2 separate regions of the Homo sapiens genome follow, and region 2 is linked to region 1. Evidence: read pairs that join two places in POLR2A ChIA-PET (ENCODE). Cell type or tissue: GM12878. All regions are shown on one strand. Links, peaks and the distances in the headings refer to the core of each region. The heading gives the core; the rest is flanking DNA. Region 1 overlaps CAMK1D (calcium/calmodulin dependent protein kinase ID). Region 2 overlaps CAMK1D (calcium/calmodulin dependent protein kinase ID).

Region 1 (9,902 bases), core at 1-8,000:
GGTGTGCACCACCATGCCTGGCTAACTTTTTTATTTTTTTGTAGAGACAGAGTTTTGCTGTGTTGCCCAGGCTGGTCTCAAACTCCTGGCCTCAAGTGATCCTCCTACTTTGGGCTCCCAAAGTGCTGGGATGACAGGCACGGGCCACTGCACTTAGCTCTGGAGGGACATTTTTGTGACTGTACTAGTAGCACAATAAGAGCTCAGGACCAGCACCCTGATCTCACTTTGTGTCAATAGCAGTGTGTCTCCTTTTTCATTAAATGAGTGCCTGCTGGATGCTGCTTTAGGAAGACTATAAATAGAAACTTCCGTGGGTCAAGCACCGTCTTTTCCCACTCATCTCACACTATGCTACTTATTCTGAAATTGCCCAATAAATACACCTATTAAGGACACAGATGATTGGTTTGTCTGAAAGTCCAGATGGAAAACAGACTCAACTTTTCTTTTTTGGTGTATATGTGTTTGTGTGTGCGTGTGTGTGTGTGTGCGCGCGCGTGCGTGTGTATGTGTGTGTGGTGGGGGAGAGAATGCACAAACACTCGAGGTGGTTTGTATATTTGACTGGTGAATTTCATAGTTGTTTTTCTGGGGTTACTTAGAATTTGAGAGTCCGTGAGAAGCATTAGGAAGAACATTACTGAGAAAAAAGGAGGGGTGGGAAGCCCCTAGACTTCTCCCCGAGGGTATCCCCGCTGCAGTCTTCTTTAGATGTTTGGATTCCCCAGTCCTCTTGTTTTGAGGCGTGATATAAATTCAGCCTCTCATACATTTAAAAATATCGGTTGAACACCTGCTATATTCTAGGCACCGAGGAGACGGCAGTGAGCAGACGAGAATGCCTGCTCTCCTGGAGCCACAGAAAATACAAGGGGCAAAGAAGGGAAAGGAACAGCACGTTAGAAGCTGCAGGTTAGGCAGGAACCAAGAGCCAAAGGGGATGTGTGGGGTGGGGTGATGGCAGCTTGAGGTGACGCTTGAATGCAGACCTGGAAAGAGCCATGGGGCTGTCTGAACGTAGACTCTTCCGGTCAAAGGCGGCCACAAGGGCAAGTGCCTGATGTGGGAGCCTGCCTGGGATTTTGCAGTGAGCCGAGATTGCACCACTGCACTCCAGCCTGGGCGACAGAGTGAGACTCCGTCTCAAAAAGAAAAAAAAAAAAATCTGCCCGCCCCCACCTCCCAAAGTGCTGGGATTACAGGCGTGAGCCACCTCACCTGGCCGAATTCCGGATGTGTTTTAAAGGTGGAGCTGGTAGGAATTGCTGGTGGACTGGATGTGGGGTGTGAGATTCCCCAAGGACCTGGGCTTGGACGAACAGTTCATTTGGTGGTTTTGTTCAGTTTCCCCAGGAATTCTCGGAGCACCTGCTCTGTCTACACATTATGGGTGCCCGTGTGCTGGGAGGCTCTGGAAACGGGCAAGCACACAGCCTTGGGCTTCTGGGCTCCCCTGGGGAGGGATTTCTGAATTTGAAGGTGAAATTCTCAGAGGGACTTTGAGGTACCTCCTCTTTTGAGGTCAGGAGTTCGAGAGCAGCCTGGCCAACGTGGTGAAACCTCGTCTCTACTAAAAATACAGAAAATTAGCTGGGTGTGGTGCTGTGCACCTGTAGTCCCAGCTACTCCGGAGGCCGAGGCAGGAGAATCGCTTGAATGCTGGAGGTGGAGATTGCAGTGAGCTGAGATTGTGCCACTGCACTCCAGCCTGGGTGACACAGTGAGACTCCATTTCAAAAAAAAAAAAAAAAAAAAAAGAAAAGGTGAAGATAACAAACTTCAGTGTCCTTATTGATTAGTAAAATGAGATTTGGGAAGTGGGAGTTTGGGTAGAGCTTGTTCCCAGAGAAGCTAATGATGACTGTGTCTCAAGTACAAATTTCTGGTTCGAACTTGGCCACTGAATGGACAGTAATTAGGTTTGCTGGTGCCAGGTGGAGATTTGTGTGCTCTCAGGGGAGGATTTCAAGGGTTAACTTGTTGAGTTTTCCTTTGGCTGGGTCTCTGTAAATCTCTTTAATCTTTCCTTTCCCCAAATAAATCTCCTTAAATCCCCTTCAATCTCTCTCCTCCTGCTTCTCCTCCTCTCTCCTCTGGGAGGGCTTAGGCATGGGTCCAGCGGAGATTTGTCACATTACTGGTCAACTTGCCCACCGGGGATATGTTTTCTTTTTTTACTTTTTAAGTTTTTATTTTATTTTCTGAGACAGAGTCTTGCTCTGTCGCCCAGGCTGGAGCGCAGTGGTCCAGTCTCGGCTCACTGCAACCTCTGCCACCCGAGTTCAAGCGATTCTCCTGCCTCAGCCTCCTGAGTAGCTGGGATTACAGGTGTTTGCTTTTTTTTTTTGAGACGGAGTCTCACTCTGTCACCCAGCCTGGAGTGCAGTGGCGTGATCTTGGCTCACTGCAACCTCCGCCTCCCGGGTTCAAGTGATTCTCCTGCCTCAGCCTCCCGAGTAGGTAGGACTACAGGCGCGTACTACCACGCCCAGCTAATTTTTGTATTTTTGGTAGAGATTATGTTTCAACGTGTTGCCCAGGCTGGTCTAAAACTTCTGACGCCAAGTGATCTGCTCACCTCAGCCTCACAAAGTGGTGGGATTACAGGCATGAGCCACTGCACTCGGCCATTATGTTTCTTTAATTAATGAAGGAACTGCTTATAGGCAGCCACCATGAAGCTGGTGCCCGAGTCAGCGGACCCACGTTATTTTCCTGATGCAAGATGGTCAATTCCGTGCTTATTTAGTGCAGGAGGACACGTGGACTCCGGGAAAGATTCCAGCCTGATCTCGGTTCACGTTGGCTATGCCCCTTTGACTTTCTGTGGTGAGGGAGATTTCTTTTTCTCCGGGGTAGTTTTTTATTAGATCTCACTTGATTTTCTTTTCTTTTCTTTTTTTTTGGTTTATTATGCAGTGTATTGATTATTCAGGCTCCAGTTAGATCAAAGGTCACCTCCAAATACATGCCGTAGGTCAAGTTCATTCCGCCACAGACCAAGTTCATTTTATATCTTCAGCTATCTGTTCTCTGTGTCTTGTGCTGTTTTTCCAAATCTTTCAGCAGGACTTAGAAATGGAGAGATTCCAGCCTGGAGTGCTGGCTCACAACTGTAATCCCAGCACTTTGGGAGAATGAGGCAGAAGGATCACTTGAGGCTGGGAGGTTGAGGCTGCAGTGAGCTATGATGGTACCACTACACCCCAGCCTGGGTGACAGAGAGAGACCGTGTCCCCATAGAGAAAGAAAAGAAAAAAGAAATGAGGGACCCAGTACAGTGGCTCATGCCTGTAATCATAGCACTTTGGGAGGCTGAGGCGAGTGGATCACCTGAGGTCAGGAGTTCAACACCTGGCCAACATGGTAAAACCCCGTCTCTACTAAAAACACCAAAATTAGCCGGCATGGTGTTGCATGCCTGTAATCCCAGCTACTCGGGAGGCTGAGGCGTGAGAAACGCTTGAGCCTGGGAGGCGAAGGTTGCAGTGGGCCGAGATTGTGCCACTCCACTCCAGCTTGGGCGACAGAGTGAGACTCTGTCTCAAAAAATAAAAGAAAAAAGAAATGGGGGATTCTGTCTCCTGGTGAACACTGAACCTTGAGAGCAAGCCTTTGATAGGGTATATTTGCTGAGGCCGGGTAAAGGAGGCAACGTAACATAACAGAAAGATCGTTCTGGTGCAGGCATTCATAGCTGAATGCCTCTGGATAGATTCCTTAATCTCTCTGAGTTTAAGAGGGAGATAGGAGTTGCTGCCTTGTGGGATTGTTGTAAGGATTCAGTGACATATGTGAGGTACCTGGCACATAACTGGGATTGAATATACAGTAACTGTCATCAAGCTGTAGTTACCTCCAGCAGCTGAGGTTGGCTTCCCTTGGACATTTGGGGCAGGTTCCATTGGGGAAGAACACGTCAGTATCTGTTGGAAATTGATTTTTTGGAAGCTCTTGTTGCAAATAGGCAGGATGGTGCATATTTAACCTCCCCCAAAATTTATGGTTTCAGCAATCATAAACAATTCTTCAGTCAGCCAGAGAAGAACAATCCACAGTTGTTCTTCCTGGTACAGTGAGTAGCTAAGAACATAGGCTCGGAGGTTACACGGATATGGGTGGAAATCCTGGGTCCACAGCTTCCTAGCTGTATGGCTTTGGGCCAATTATTTTACCATTCTGAGCCTCATGTCCTCATCTGTAAAACAGGATGACACTTGGACCTAATGTGAGGCTTGTGGTGAAGATGAAATGAGGGTGCACGGGAACCACTGAGAGCCGTGTGTGGCACGTGGGTGTGTGTGCAGTCAATGCCCGCTCTCTATCATTTATCCCTGCCCCTCAGAGGCCATTTCCACAGATTTGGAAGGCCCGCTGAGCCATTCAACATTTGCTCCCAACAGGGGTGATTAGTTCATGTAATGCTAGCATTAAGCAAAAGACTCTGCCTGAAACGTCCTCTGGCCCAGCTCCGGTGCTGGAGTGACCTAGTTAGCTGTGTGTCCCAGGCTCAGCCCTCCCCCTGGGTAGCTTCTCGGTTTTTTTTTTTTTCTCTGCACCTCTCCCTGCACCCTTAGCTGGTTTTAAAAAAATCTGTCCCTCTCTCCATCAGCCTGGGCAAGAGTGGCTTCTCACTGCATGGAGGTCTGCAGGCAGCCTGTGGCTTTTCTTTGATTCAACATGCTTTTCTTTTTGGAAAATTCCTTGTCTTTCTGCTTTGTTTCTTATTGAAACTCATGTTTTGATTTGATGACTCAAGGAACTTACTTACAGTGTCTAACCATCATGAAGTTTTGTAGTTTAAAACCTATAGGTACTGAATTTATTTTAATGCTAGAGTATTTAAAAATGGCAGCATGCATATGTATATACCCCATAAGCATATGTAACCATTTATTTAAAATACCCTTTTGGGGGATTTTTGCATGGGAGTTGGGAGAAGATCTCAAAAACTTTAAATGTCCCAGGTCACAGGATGTTAGTGTTAACACTTGGGGAGCTAATTTCCAAATCAGCCATGATTTCTCCTCTTGACCTGTCCATTTTAGTCCCTGTGGAAGCCAGACAATGTCCGGGATCTTGATTTACTGGTGCCTCTATCACAGGCTGAGCAGAGGAAGAAAAAGCTCCTCCAGCTGAAAGTAGTCAGTATTTCTAGTTGTTGAGAGGACCTTTCTCTCTCTTTCATGACCACAACACAGATCACTGAAATTGGTTTTACAATAAATTGGATTTGGTGCTGTAAATGGAATCCTAAAGGTATCGTATTAAATAAAACCTCAGACAGTTTCTGATGTTCAAGTGACAGTCTTGCCTGCCTCCCCACACAACCCTGTCCCTTCGTACAAGGCCCAAAGTGTTGTGAAAAAGAAAAACCCTAGACCTTTGTAGCTTTGAAAAATTTGTGGATGGAGAGAAGAGAAGCTGTACCAAGCCAGGAGGTATCGGAGTGACCAGCAGGCCAGCGTCCCCTGCCCCCAAATATCCTCCCATTTATGGGCTAATACTTCCTTAACCTTGAAAGAAGACTGCTTCAAATTTGCCTTAAAACTTGAGAAGATATAAATACCTCAAAATAGGTTGAGAGGCTGCCAGTCATTTACTATGTAAGTGATTTTAAGGAAAGAACTTTTTCTCAATACTTGATTAGCATTTGAATGGCAGGCAGAAGGAGGAAGAAGTAATTTCGTCCCGGGAGGCTCAAATGGGTCGCAAACTGGGGAGTTGAGGGCTGAGTGAGGCAAGGTGGTAATGATGCATTGAGGCTTTGGGGAATAGAACCCGTAAACCAACCTACATCAACTATTGCCAAATTGGGCCCTAAACTGTCCTGGGCTCTGGAAAGGGAGGCTGCTGTGTCGCTGCCTCTCCCATCTTTCTTTCTTTCTCCCGGGCCAGGCCGGGACTGCAGATACTGTCACAGCTCTACCATGGACGCCAGGGCTTCTTTAGGTTGGAATAGTGTCCACGTCACCAGGAAAAATTCCACTTCTGTAAGAAAATATGCCTCAAAACAACAACAACAGCAACAACAAGCTTTCAATGATCTCTTGGAACAGACTTTGCATATAAGTTGGGGACATCCTGTATGTGGCAATAACGTACAAGAATTATGCTCTTTGGATTTTTTGGGTGTGTGTTAGCATGGTCAGTAAAAATGGAGTTTGGGGCCCTAGTCGTGATGGACAAACAATGTTGGCTTTCTTTGGTGCTTTCAGCTTCTTGACAAATGGATATAATAACAAGACTTCCTATTTGACTGTTTTTTTTTTTTTTTTGAGATGGAGTCTTGCTCTGTCACCCAGGCAGGAGTGCAGTGGTGTGATCTTGGCTCACTGCAATCTCTGCCTCCCAGGTTCAAGCTACTCTCGTGCCTCAGCCTCCCGAGTATATGAGATAACAGGCATGCACCACCACACCCAGCTAATTTTTGTACTTTTAGTAGAGACGGGGTTTTACCATGTTGGCCAGGATGGTCTCGATCTCCTGACCTTATGATCTGCCTGCCTTGGCCTCCCAAAGTGCTGGGATTACAGGCATGAGCCACTGTGCCTGGCCCTTTTTTTTTTTTTTTTTTTTTTTTAATTGAGATGGAGTCTCGCTCTGTGGCCCAGGCTGGAGTGCAGTGGCGTAATCTCTGCTCACGGAAACCTCTGCCTCCTGGGTTCAAGTGATTCTCCTGCCTCAGCCTCCCGAGTAGCTGGGATTACAGGCGCCCACCACCACGCCTGGCTAATTTTTGTATTTTTAGTAGAGACGAGGTTTCACCATGTTGGCCAGGCTGGTCTCGATCTCCTGACCTCAAATGACCCACCCGTCTTGGCCTCCCAAAGTGCTCGGATTACAGGTGTGAGCCACCGCTCCTGGCCTATTTGACTGTTTTTTAAAAATTATAGTTAAACGCCTCCTCCAGCCATTGAATATAGCTGGCTGATATTACCTAAGTTTGGGGTTCCGTCTCCTGGCTTTGGAGCCTCCCCTACCCCCCGCCGGTCTGTGTACAGGGAAGCTGCTTCTTTCTTTCTTCCCCCTTCTTTCTTGCCTATTAAACTCTCTGCTCCTTAAAACAAAAGACAAAAAACAAAAAAGTGTGCTTAAAAAATACATAGTATAAAACTTGCCATCGTAACCATTTTGAAGTGTGCAGTTCTGTGGTGTTAAGTACATTACAGCATTGTCCAACCATCGCCACCATCCATCTCCAGAACTCTTTCATCTTCCCACATTGAACCTCCACTCCACCTATGAAACACTAACTCCCTACTCCCTCCTCCCTGACCTTCTGATACACACCGTTCCACCATCTGTCTCAGTGAATTTGGCTACTTTAGGTACCACATAGAAGTAGAATCATGTGATACAGTCATCCCTTGGTATCTGCCGGGGGCTGGTTCCAGAATCAACCTGCCGCGGATAACAAAATTTTAGGATGCTCTAGTGTCTGATATAAAATGGTGTAGTATTTGCATATAAATTTTGCACATCCTCCCATGTACTTTTTGTTTTTTGTTTTTTGTTTTTGTTTGTTTGAGATGGAGTCTCGCCCCGTCCCCCAGGCTGGAGTGCAGTGGCGCCATCTCAGCTCACTGCAAGCTCCGCCTCCCGGGTTCCCGCCATTCTCCTGCCTCAGCCTCCCGAGTAGCTGGGACTACAGGCGCCCGCCATGATGCCTGGCTAATTTTTATTTTTTATTTTTTTTATTTTTAGTAGAGACCCGGTTTCACCGTGTTAGTCAGGATAGTCGCGATCTCCTGACCTCCTGATCTGCCCGCCTCGGCCTCCCAAAGTGCTGGGATTACAGGCGCCTGCCACCACGCTGGGCTGATTTTTTGTATTTTTAGTAGAGACGGGGTTTCACTGTCTTAGCCAGGATGGTCTCAATCTCCTGACCTTGTGATCCACCCGCCTTGGCCTCCCACATTGCTGGGATTACAGGCGTGAGCCACCCCGCCCGGCCTTTTTTTTTTTTTTTGAGATAGGGTCTCACTCTGTCATGGAGGCTAGAGTGCAGTGGTGCGATCTTGGCTCACTGCAGGCTCTTCCTCCCGGGTACAAGCAATTCTCCTGTCTCAGCCTACCAAGTAGCTGTGACTACTGGTGCACGCCAGCACACCCAGCTAATTTTTGTATTTTTAGTGAAGACAGGGTTTCACCATATTGGTCAGGCTGGTCTTGAACTCTTGATCTCACATGATCCGCCCGCCTCGGCCTCCCAAAGTGCTGGGATTACAGGCGTGAACCACCGCACCCGGCCTGTTTTTTTTTTGTTTGTTTTGTTTTGTTTTTGAGACGGATTCTTGCTCTGTTGCCCTGGCTGGAGTGCAGTGGTACAGTCTCGGCCCACTGCTACCTCCTCCTCCCAGGTTCCAGCAATTCTCCTGCCTCAACCTTCCAAGTAGCCGGGATTACAGGTGCCCACCACCATGCCTAGCTAATTTTTGTATTTTTAGTACAGATGGGGTTTCACCACGTTGGCCAGGCTGGTCTCAAACTCCTGACCTCTGGTGATCTGCCCTCTTCGGCCTCCTCTCTCATGTACTTTAAATCATCTCTAGATTACTTGTAATACCCAATACAATGTAAATGTTATGTAAATAGTTGTTACACTGTATTATTTAGAGGATACTGACAAAAAAGGCTATATATGTTCAGTTCAGACACAGTTTTTGTTTCCTAAGGTTTTTTTTTTTTTTTTTTTTTTAAACAGAGTTTTGCTTTGTCACCCAGGCTGGAGTGCAGTGGCACGATCTCCGCTCACTGCAGCCTCCACCTCCCAGGTTCAAGTGATTCCCCTGCCTCAGCCTCCCCAGTAGCTGGGATCACAGGTGTGTGCCACCACACCTGGCTAATTTTTGTTTATTCATTCGTGTGTTAATGGACACAGGTTGCTTCCACCTCTTGGCTGTTGTGAATTGTACTGCTGTGAACATGGGTGTACAATGTCTGAGCCCGTGCCTCCAGTTCTTTTGGGTGTATAGCCAGAAGTGGAATTGCTGGATCAGATGGTCATTCTGTGTTTTATTTTTTCAGGAACCGCCATACTGTTTTCCACAGCTGCTTGGTGTTTTACGGTTTGCAGTGTGGTTTTTGCATCCATGATTCCTTCTGACTCTTAGTGAGTGAGCAGCAATTACTGACCTCATTTAACAGACAAGGACATGAAGGGTCAGAGAAGTTAAATGACTCAGGTGAAGAGGTTGCTAAGAGGCATGTAGAAAGTTAGGAGTCTCTTGACTCCAATGCGCATTCTCTTTTTTTTTTTTTTTTTTTTTTGAGATGGAGTCTCCCTCTGTTGCCCAGGCTGGAGTGCAGTGGCATGATCTCGGCTCACTGCAACCTCCGCCTTCTGGGTTCAAGCAATTCTCCTGCCTCGGCGCCCCTAGTAGCTGGGATTAGAGGCACGCACCACCACACCTGGCTAATTTTTTGTATTTTTAGTAGAGATGGGGTTTCATCATGTTAGCCAGGCTGGTCTTGAACTTCTGACCTCAGGTGATCCGCCCACCTAGGCCTCCCGAAGTACTAGGATTACAGGCCTGAGCCACCACGCATGGCCATCATTCTCATTTGATCAGGCTGCTAACAAGCTAGTTAGTGGAGCTGATGGGATAGAGAAGTACTGACTGATGTTAAAAAAAAAAGCAAAACCTCACGCTCTGTGCATGCATGTGTTATGGTATGGGAAGAGAAGGAGGCCATTGGAGTCAGTTGTGTGCTGATAAACTGGCCTTGGTGGGACGGCAGTTCTGATTTGTAGCTCTTGCTGATTTCTGTGGTGTGAATACTCCCACCTGGTCTGATTTCAAGCTCCCCATGGTTTAACAACCTACTTGCAAAATTCCTGACTTAGACTTTTAGGAGTCGCTGGAAGGTGGCTGTGGCATACCACTGAAGGAAGC
Region 2 (9,917 bases), core at 1,098-9,097, 110 kb after region 1:
AGTGGCTCACGCCTGTAATCCCAGCACCTTGGGAAGCCGAGGTGGGCGGGTCGCGAGGTTAAGAGATCGAGACTATCTTGGACAACATGGTGAAACCCCGTCCCTACTAAAAATACAAAAATTAGCTGGGTGTGGTGGCGTGCACCTGTAGTCCCAGCTACTCCGGAGGCTGAGGCAGGAGAATTGCTTGAACCTGGGAGGTGGAGGTTGCAGTGAGCTGAGATCATGCTATTGCAATCCAGCCTGGTGACAGAGCGAGGCTTCATCTCAAAAAAAAAAAAAAAAAAAAGAAGCTTTCAAAGTAAGAATACCCAAAAGTAACCCAACAGTGGTGGAAATATTTCACAGTTATTTTTAGGTGTTCTTCTATGATGGTAGCCAAGGTATCTCTTAGAGTAGATGCCTTGAGTGGAGACCGTATTGTTTTGCCACGTATCTTTGGAGGAGGAAGTTTGTTGCTCATCACAGAAACCAAACACTGTTTTTCTTGGGAACTGTTCCCTGTTCTCTGAAACAATGAACACGCTTCTCTCGGATCCACTTCACCAGAATATTCCCACCCAGCGCTTCTTACGTCTTATATACCAAGACCCCTAACTCCCTTGCGACTCAGCGAAAGAATGAGTGCGTGCTCCTAAGAGTTTGTGTTCTGTCGAAGTCCAAATTCTGTTAATTTTATGAAAATTCACTTATTTTTCATTACTAAATGGATAATTTGAATTTCTGGCCTATGAAGAGTTTTTTTTTTTTTTTTTTTTTTTTTTTAGGCAGAGTCTTCCCCTCTGTTGCCAGGCTGGAGTGCGGTGGCGTGATCTTGGCTCACTGCAACCTTCGCCTCCCAGGTTCAAGCAATTCTCCTGCCTTAGCCTCCCGAGTAACTGGGACTACGGGCACGCGCCACCGTGGCCAGCTAATGTTTGTATTTTTAGTAGAGACAGGGTTTCACCATGTTAGCCAGGATGGTCTCCATCTCTTGACCTTGTGATCCGCCCACCCTGGCCTCCCAAAGTGCTGGGATTATAGGCATGAGCCACTGCGCCTGGCCAAGAATTTTTTTTTTTTTTTTGAATAAATGGTTATAAGCATTGGACCATATTTGTGAAGGTCTCAAGACCATCTAACAGAATTGTTGTAAAATATGACAGTAACAGGAACAACTACAAAAAAGAGAGCTGATATTTGTATATTGCTGTTAGCATGCATTATTAAACATGAGAAGGGTCAGAGTTCAGATGTGACATGCCTAATGGGCTGATATGAGTTGTGGAGCTCTCATTCTCTTTTTTCTTTAGAGATGGGTTCTTGCTCTGTTTCCCAGGCTGGAGTGCAGTGGCACGGTCATAGCCCACTGCAGCCTTGACCTCCTGGGCTCAAGCAATCCTCCCATCTCAGCTCCTGCCCTGAGTAGCTGGGACTACAGGCATGCACCACCATGCCCAGCTTGAGCTCTTATTTCTAACCCGTTAAGGTAATGGAGTCCTCTGCAGTGAAGTGGTGTTAGTGAGAATAGCTTGCAGGGCAGAGCCTAGCAGCATAGACAGAGAGCACTCTATCTGGGCTGGAAGAAAAAATGAGCATATGCCAGAGAATAAACATCTTTTGTCAAAATTCTGTTGGGCAACCAGCAGCTGGCACTCATATCTAGAGTCCAAGACCGATAACAGCAAACTTATTTCCTATTTGGCTTAGAGAATGAAAATAAGCTCTAAGAGTTTTTTTTTTTTTTTTTCCTCCTGAAATGGAATCTTTCTCTGTCGTTCAGGCAGGAGAGAGCAATGGCGTGATCTTGGCTCACTGCAACCTCTGCCTCCCGTGTTCAAGTGATTCTCCTGCTTCAGCTTCTTGAGTAGCTGAGATTAGAGGCGCACACCACCACACCTGGCTAATTTTTGTATTTTTAGTAGAGACGGGGTTTCACCTTGTTGGCCAGGCTGGTTTCGAACTCCTGACCTCAAATGATTCACCCACCTCAGCCTCCCAAAGTGTTGGGATTACAGGTGTGAGCCACTGCACTTGGCCAGCTCTAAGAGTTTTAAAAAATTTATGCATAAATATATCATAGGTTGGTACTAACCAGTATTTTAGTTGTTAGTAAATTTGGTGGTTTGTTTATAATGCAACAACTTATCTTTTTAAGTAAACATGAATTCATAATCTGCCAGCACATCTGTGTCTCTATCAGCCAGTTTTCTCACCTCTGAGATTACCACTCTTTTGTTTTCACTACGATGTTCTCGGTGCTTTTTTCTCACCTCTCGGTGAGTTGAAGGGGCTGATGTGTATCGCCCCCTGATATGGTTAGGCTTTATTTCCCCACCAGGTCTCATCTTGGATTATAATTCCTATAAATCCCCATAATCCGCAGGTGTCAAGGGAGAGACCAGGTGGAGGTAAATGAATCATGGGGTAGGTTTTCCCCATGCTGTTCTCGTGATAGTGAGTTCTCACTAGATCTGATGGTTGTATAAGTGTGTGGTAGTGTCTCCTGCGTTCCTTCTCCTTCCTGCCGCCTTGTGAAGAAGATGCCTTGCTTCCCCTTCTGCCTTGCTTCCTTCCTCTTCCACCATGATTGTAAGTTTCCCGAGGCCTCCCCAGCCATGCTGAACTGTGACTCAGTTAAACCTCTTTCCTTTATAAATCACTCAGACTCAGGCAGTTCTTTATAACAGTATGAAAACGGACTAATACACCCCTGCTTAGATGGGGTCTGAAAACCTGGTTAAAGTATATCTCAAAACAATAAATAAAAGCTCCTGGCTGTTGGTCCCCTCTTTGTCCCGTGGTTGTTGAGTGACTAGGTAAGAAATTAAATGGGACACTCTGCAGATACCTAGCAGAGGCCTCGGCAGGTGGGTCTTCCATCAGTTGGTATTTTTCCTCTCCTTCAGTAGCTCTTTTCCGATTGCCACAGAGCACTCCCAGGTGCAGAGAGTAGTCAGTAAATGAACTGGCCATCTCCAGAGCTTTTGCAGACTCACCTTGAGCAAGGCTGATGCTCTCAGAAGGTGTACCATTTGATCGTGTGGCTTTACCTACCCTCCCCCACCACGTGTACTGTAATTTGAGAGTTTAGTGTTAGTGGCTGATGTCAGACAAGGCAGAAAAGAGTGGTCAAGGCCGGGCGCCGTGGCTCATGCCTGTAATCCCAGTACTTTGGGAGGCCGAGGCAGGCGGATCACGAGGTCAGGAGATTGAGACCATCCTGACTAACACGGTGAAACCCCATCTGTACTAAAAATACAAAAAATTAGCCGGGTGTGGTGGCGGGTACCTGTAGTCCCAGCTACTCAGGAGGCTGAGGCAGGAGAATGGCATGAACCCGGGAGGCGGAGCTTGCATTGAGCCGAGATCTCGCCACTGCACTCCAGCCTGGGTGACAGAGCGAGACTCCATCTTAAAAAAAAAAAAAAAAAGAGTGATCAAATTCATCCCAAATGTATTTTGTTGTATTTCATATTCTTCATATTTGAGCACTTAAGAACCATTCACAAGTCAATTCTCTAAAGCAGAACATCACATTCAACAGCACACACATTCCTGAGACGTTCTGGATATTGGGCAAGGAATAATCAATCCTAAATTCCATTATGCCTTTACAGTGGTCATGTTGAAATCTGATGAGAATGGTGGGTGAGAGCTTGGGTTTGTCCGTCACCCATAAAGCACGCAGTTTGTGCATTTCAGTTATGTGCAGAGGTTTAATGGTAGATTTCTAATTGAAGGATAAGATAGTGGGGCAGCATTTCTTTACCAACTCTGATAAGCGAAAATAAAAGTCCTGTTCATCTGGGTGTTTCTGTCTCAGCCATTAATTATAGATAATCCCCAATTACCCCTGAATTCAGAGAGTTTTGCATATAATTAAAATTCTCTGATAATTCAAAAATTCTACTTTGGTTGTTAATTCTTATTTCTATTGAGCCAATCTTTTATTTTTATTTTATTTTATTTGTTGAGATGGAGTCTCACTCTTTCACCCAGGCTGGAGTGCAGTGGTGTGATCTCGGCTCACTGCAAGCTCTGCCTGCCAGGTTCAAACGATTTTCCTGCCTCAGCCTTCCGAGTAGCTCGGATTACAGGCGCCCACCACCACGCCTATCTAATTTTTGTATTTTTAGTAGAGATGGCGTTTCACCATGTTGGCCAGGCTGGTTTTGAACTCCTGACCTCAAGTGATCCACCCACCTTGGCCTCCCACAGTGCTGGGATTACAGGTGTGAGCCCCTGTGCCCAGCTGAGCCAATCTTATTTTTAACAAGCATCAAAGAGGTAATGTTTTGAGCAACCACCTCGTATTTTATCCAGGTTGTTGCATTTAATCACCCCTTTGGTGCTGCAGTGTGGTATTACTCCACATTACAGATGAAGAGACAGAGGTTCTGGGAGGCTAAATGCAAAGTCATCTCTTGAGTCATGAGCTGGACTGCTACTTCACCTAACTTGAGACCCATACTCTCTCTTTCTCTTTAGATTGCTGCCTGCCCACTGCTAGAAGCAGATAGGAAGAGGCCAGAAAAAGACTGAAATGATCATAAATCATCAATTTCTGAGTAACCAGGAATTGACAAATATTTGAGAGAGTTAGCCTCAGTTTCTTCATTTAAAAAATGAGGTTATGGCTGGATGCTGTGGCTGATGCTTATAATCCCAGCTGCTTGGGAGGTTGAGGAAGGAAGATCTCTTTAGGCCAGGAGTTCGAGACTAGCCTGGGCAACATAGTGAGACACCGTCTCGAAAAAAAATTTTAGGGAGACCAAGGCGGGCAGATCACGAGGTCAGGAGATCGAGCCCATCCTGGCTAACACGGTGAAACCCCATCTCTACTAAAAATACAAAAAAATTAGCTGGATGTGGTGGTGAGCACTTGTATTCCCAGCTGCTTGGGAGGCTGAGGCAGGAGAATGGTGTGAACCTGGGAGGCATAGCTTGCAGTGAGCCGAGATCGCACCACTGCACTCCAGCCTGGGCGACAGAGCGAGATTCTGTCTCAAAACAAACAAACAAAAATTTTTAAAATTTAGCTGGGAGTGGTGGCACATACCTGTAGTCCTAGCTACTTGAGAGGCTAAGGCAGGAGAATTGCTTGAGACCAGGAATTGGAGGCTGCAGTGAACTATGATCACACCACTACACTCCAGCCTGGGAGACAGGGCAAGACCCTGTCTCTGAATTTCTTTTTTTTTTTTTTTTTAGAAGTCAATAGGTTTTCCTAGGGGGAGGTGTTATTTGTAAGTAACAGATGAGATAATGCATTAAAAATACTTTGGTAAGTGCCATCAGCAATAAATATGCCAAGGAAGATGGTCCCCCTCTCAAGCCTCTGACCTTAGGAAGGATCTGTGCCTGGGAAATGTGTCTTGGGAACGTTTTTTATGGGAAGGTCGTGGCGGCAGCTACACAGGGCTTCTTACACGAGCTGAGAGCGACATCTGGTCCAGACAGATGACAGGTGCAAAATGAAGCAGGATGTTTCAGGGATTGTCGTAGCTGGGGCACATTTGCTTGTTTAAAATCTCTGGAACTTCCTGGCCAAAAGGCTTATAGGGTTTTGATGACTCATTTTGAAGCAAAGCAAGCACCCCAGGATGTTGCCCTCGAACTCAGGTTGAAATTTCACCTCTCTTGGCTGCCTGAGAAACTTGTTGTCAGTACGTGGCCCGCAGAAGGAATGGGTAGATGCTGCCATGTGGAACGTGTAATAAATATTGTGACTCGGCAAAGGGGTGTCCACTCTCATGTTTTCTTTTTTATTGACATGGAGTCTCACTCTGTCACGCTGGCTGGAGTGCAGTGGCGCGATCTCAGTTCACTGCAACCTCTGCCTCCCGGGTTCAAGCGATTGTCCTGCCTCAGCCCCCCGATTAGCTGGGATTACAGGTAGCTGCCACAATGCCTGGCTAATTCTTGTAATTTTAGTAGAGATGGGGTTTTGCCATTTTGTCCAGGCTGGTCTTGAACCGCTGGCCTCAAGTGATCCACCTACCTCAGTCTCCCAAAGTACTGGGATTATAAGCATGAGCCACTGCGCCCAGTCACTCTCATGTTTTCCTGACAGCTGCGACCAGGGTAACTTATGAATTGTGACTTGAGCCATGTCCCAACCTAAAGAGAGCAGTTACTTAATGCATTTTCAAATGCACTGAATGTCAAAATATTTTCACCTCTGATTAAAAAAATGAAATTGTCAGTTATGCCAGGTCTACCTAGAATAGATGACTTTTCTCTCATCAACACTCATTTTATGAGAGCGTTAGCAGAGATACACTTCATAATGCTTGGCATAGCCCATTGTAGGGATGGCATATGTATTTGTTGAATAAATGGGCTGCAGAAGCACCTGTAAAACCCAGGCTGGGTTTGTGTAATCATTTGTAGGTAGGATTATCTCTTGATTGGTCTTTGTTCACATGAGGTTTACAACATATGTTCTTTAGGTTTTTTAAATGGAATTTTTTATTGACATAATTGTAGATTTGCATGAAGTTGTCAGGAGTAATAGAGATAGCCTGCATACCCTTTATCCAGTTTCACCCAATGGTAAATCTTACAAGTTTACAGTACAATATCATAACCAGGATATTGAAATTGATATAGTTCATGTCATTCATACAAGCTACCGATTTTATGCAAATACGCTTTTTAATTTTTATGTTTTGAGACAGGGTCTCACTCTGTCACTCAGGCTAGAGGGCAGTGGTGCCATCATGGCGCACTGCAGCCTTGACCTCCTGGGCTCAAGTGATCCTCCCGCCTCAGCTTCCCGAGTAGCTGGGACTACAGGTGCTTAACACTACATCCAGCTATTTTTTTTATATTTTCTGTAAAGACGGGTCTTCATTCTGTTGCCCAGGCTGGCTCATCTCAAACGCCTGGGCTCAAGCAATCTGCGTGCCTTACCTTCCCAAAGTTCTGGCATTACAGCCATGAGCCACTGAGCCCGGCCTCAAATATGGTTTTTAAAAGCAATTTTAAAGTGGTGAAGTATGATTGGAGAAAATAAAAGCCATGTTGTGGGCCACAGGGGCGGAGGTGGAACTAGAACTTTCTGGGCATTTGTTGGGATGCTGCTGGTTCCCAGGTGCAGAGGAGAGGTGAGTTTGGAATGATTGGGGGTGTCCCTAGTAGGGGAGGAAAGGTTGTCCTGGAGTGGCATGGCATGGACAGTAGTAAAAAGACTCCTTCACAGCCCCACACAGGAGCACTGCCTGTGTTCTCTGGGGAGGGGCCAGCCCTCTGGTGGGGGCCCTTTGTGCCTATAACCCCCCATGACCCTGCCCTCCAGCCCATGTGATGGGCGGACGTGGAGTAGTTTAGGCTTGTCAGGGGCTCTTAAGTCTGATCTGCACCCAAATCCCTGACCACACCTTCCCCCTTCGGAACTAGAATTTCCAGAAGGTTTGAGAAGAATTAGCCTCTGTCTTTGTCATCCTTTCCTTTCATGGGGTTGTTTTTCTTATTGGATTCAGGCAAGCAAATAATTAGGTCTTGGAGGGCTGGGGGTGCTTCTTTTTATTCATTATTTAGCAGCCTCTTTCTGGTCCCAAATCTCATCTGCCCTCAGCAGTCTACATAGCGTCCTGCCCGGGCAAGGTGGGGGATTCACATGGATGGAAATCAAGTGAACGGCTCCACAGGGAGAGATTCTGAGGGGATGGAGACCTGTAGCTCCCCGGATAAAGAGGAAATGGGGTGAGGAGAGGAGGGGGGCGGTGCTGTGTAGGGCAAGGAGCCTGTTGTATTCTGGGACCCTTGAAGTCCATGCCTGCTGAGCTTAAAGGGTCTCCTCTGAATGGGAACATGGCCTTGTTTCTATTTAGGGAGAGAAAAGCCACCCAGCATTTCTATAGTCTTGAATTAGACCCAGCATTCTAGGTTAGAAGGTAGAGGTTCCCCCGCCCCCCTCCCCTTTTCATATAGAATTAGAAAATATCTGGATTTCAGCCCATACAAGGTGCTCATGCAATTAACCCTTTCTTCCAAGCGAGGCCTTCCCTGAGAGGTGTGCAGATGGCAATATATTTACGGCTTCCACTGGGGCATAACCAAGAAAGGGGACATCTGCATCGTATTCTCTTTCTAGGTTTGCCGTGCTCTGCTACAGTCATGGCAAATAAACAACCCACCTTCCCCAGGAATGACTAATTCATAAACACATAACTACACAACTACAGCTTATGATGTGGAAACCTGGATAGCTTATTTCCGGGAAAAGCTAATATCATAAAAAGCTTTTGTAAATGTGTTTATTAGTATATTATTTCATAAGCTTTTAAGAATCCAATTTTAAAATGTGCACCTTCTGGAGAAAACAATGTTATATTTTACTTGGAGAACACTTTAGTGGAAATGACCCTTTCAAAGGATTTGGTAAATGCATGTGTTAGATTCATCTTTTCAGTCATTGTATATAATCAGTTCTTTCAGAACCTTTTTTCTTCCTGGCTGATTGTTTTTTTTCCTGTTGTCACTTTTTTGGTGTGTTAGGGTACCATTCTTCTTAAGTATCGAACACTTTATCAGGGCATATTCTGATAGTTATATAAATGGGAGAATACCAGACAGAAGGATAGTGAATATTTGCTTGATTGCTTTAGATTTTTCTTTGGACTTGAAGATATGTCTAAATGATTTCAAATGTTCATTTGTTAATAAACAACCAGATTGTTAGGTTTTTCAGATTGTCTCAAAAATGTCCATGATTATATAAATATAGCTAGCCTTGAGGTCTGCATTTACCTCCTGGATTTCATAACAATTCTCTATAATGCTTTTGAAAACTTTGGCTTTCTATATGGTATATTTAGGGCAGCTTTTTTAAATTTAGGAAAGTGTGCCATGCCATTCCTTTGTATGATATATAAAGACTTGACCAGGAGTATAAAAATCAACTCTAATCCCACCACTCAGAAATAACCACTGTGAGATTTTTTATGTATTTTCCAGACCTTTTCTGTGCATAGTCAACACAATTGCTTTTGTATTGTGTGTTGTTTCTTCCCTTTTCCACAGAGTGACATATCTTGGGCATTTACCCATATTGTAAATTTTTCACTAAAATCCCTAAAATACTGTGTATGCTTCTTCTTCTTCTTTTTCTTCTTCTTTTTTTTTTCTTCCAACATGGAGTCTCGCTCTGTCGCCCAGGTGGAGTGCGGTGGCGCGATCTCTTCTCACTGCAACCTCTGCCTCCTGGGTTCAAGCGAGTCTGCTGCCTCAGCCTCCCGAGTGGCTGGAATTACTGGTGCCTGCCACAACACCCGGCTAATTTTTGTGTTTTTGGTAGAGATAGGGTTTCACCATGTTGGCCAGGCTGGTCTTGAACTCCTGGCCTCAAGGGATACACCCACCTCCGGCTCCCAAAGTGCTGAGATTACAGGCGTGAGCCACCTTGCCCGGTCGTGTGTGGTTTTTGAATCCCAAGAAACCATGGCTTGAGGTGTGCTTATGGCCCAGTGTACTGCCACCACCTCTGTACTAAACCAAGCCACCTTGTGTGTGTGTACGTGCGTGCGTGCGTGTGTGCGTGGTGGGGCTGTGCTCCAGGAGCCCTGGTTGATTTGCCTTCTTTTTGTTAGAGCCGCTTTATGACTTCCCCTCTTTCTTTTTTGCTCCTTTTCCTCCTTCCTCCCTTTGTGTCTTTTTCCCACATTATTTTCCTCCATGCTTTTTTCTAGTTCTACTTTCTTGTGTGCCTGTATCTGTATCGATCTGAAGCTTGAGGCTGAGTGGCCACTACTGGTGACTGATTCCCCCACCCCAGCGCACATGTTCACTGCAGGCTGCAGGAAACAGGCTTTGTCCCACTTTCAAAGTGGGAATCAGCCCTGCTCTGGATCAGCCCCTGGTCTGGATCAATGTGTCTGGGTCCATGTGGGAGTGGCTTCCTCTATGGTTCTCTTTCATGTTTACCTTTGGGC

Evidence for each region. ChIA-PET counts read pairs that join two places held together with the same protein. Peaks named below come from ENCODE experiments on the same cell type or tissue, not always from the same donor. Only the 100,000 strongest peaks of a DNase experiment are listed, where the experiment ranks them.
Region 2: POLR2A ChIA-PET joins it to region 1 with 5 read pairs; 4 of 35 experiments call an interaction of 5 or more read pairs at or near these places.

Annotation. Positions count from the first base shown.
Region 1 is chr10:12,354,984-12,364,885 of GRCh38, forward strand. The region is part of intron 1 of CAMK1D (calcium/calmodulin dependent protein kinase ID); the gene reads left to right. Among named protein-coding and RNA genes, the nearest start is that of CAMK1D, 10 kb to the left of the region's middle. RefSeq lists a silencer at 1,574-1,623. In GM12878, for the core only: no CTCF peak of the experiment used is centred there; no DNase peak of the experiment used is centred there; H3K4me3 peaks cover 1,376 bases; H3K27ac peaks cover 882 bases.
Region 2 is chr10:12,461,419-12,471,335 of GRCh38, forward strand. All of the region lies in intron 1 of CAMK1D (calcium/calmodulin dependent protein kinase ID), which reads left to right. Among named protein-coding and RNA genes, the nearest start is that of MIR4480, 110 kb to the right of the region's middle. In GM12878, for the core only: no CTCF peak of the experiment used is centred there; no DNase peak of the experiment used is centred there; H3K4me3 peaks cover 537 bases; H3K27ac peaks cover 1,541 bases.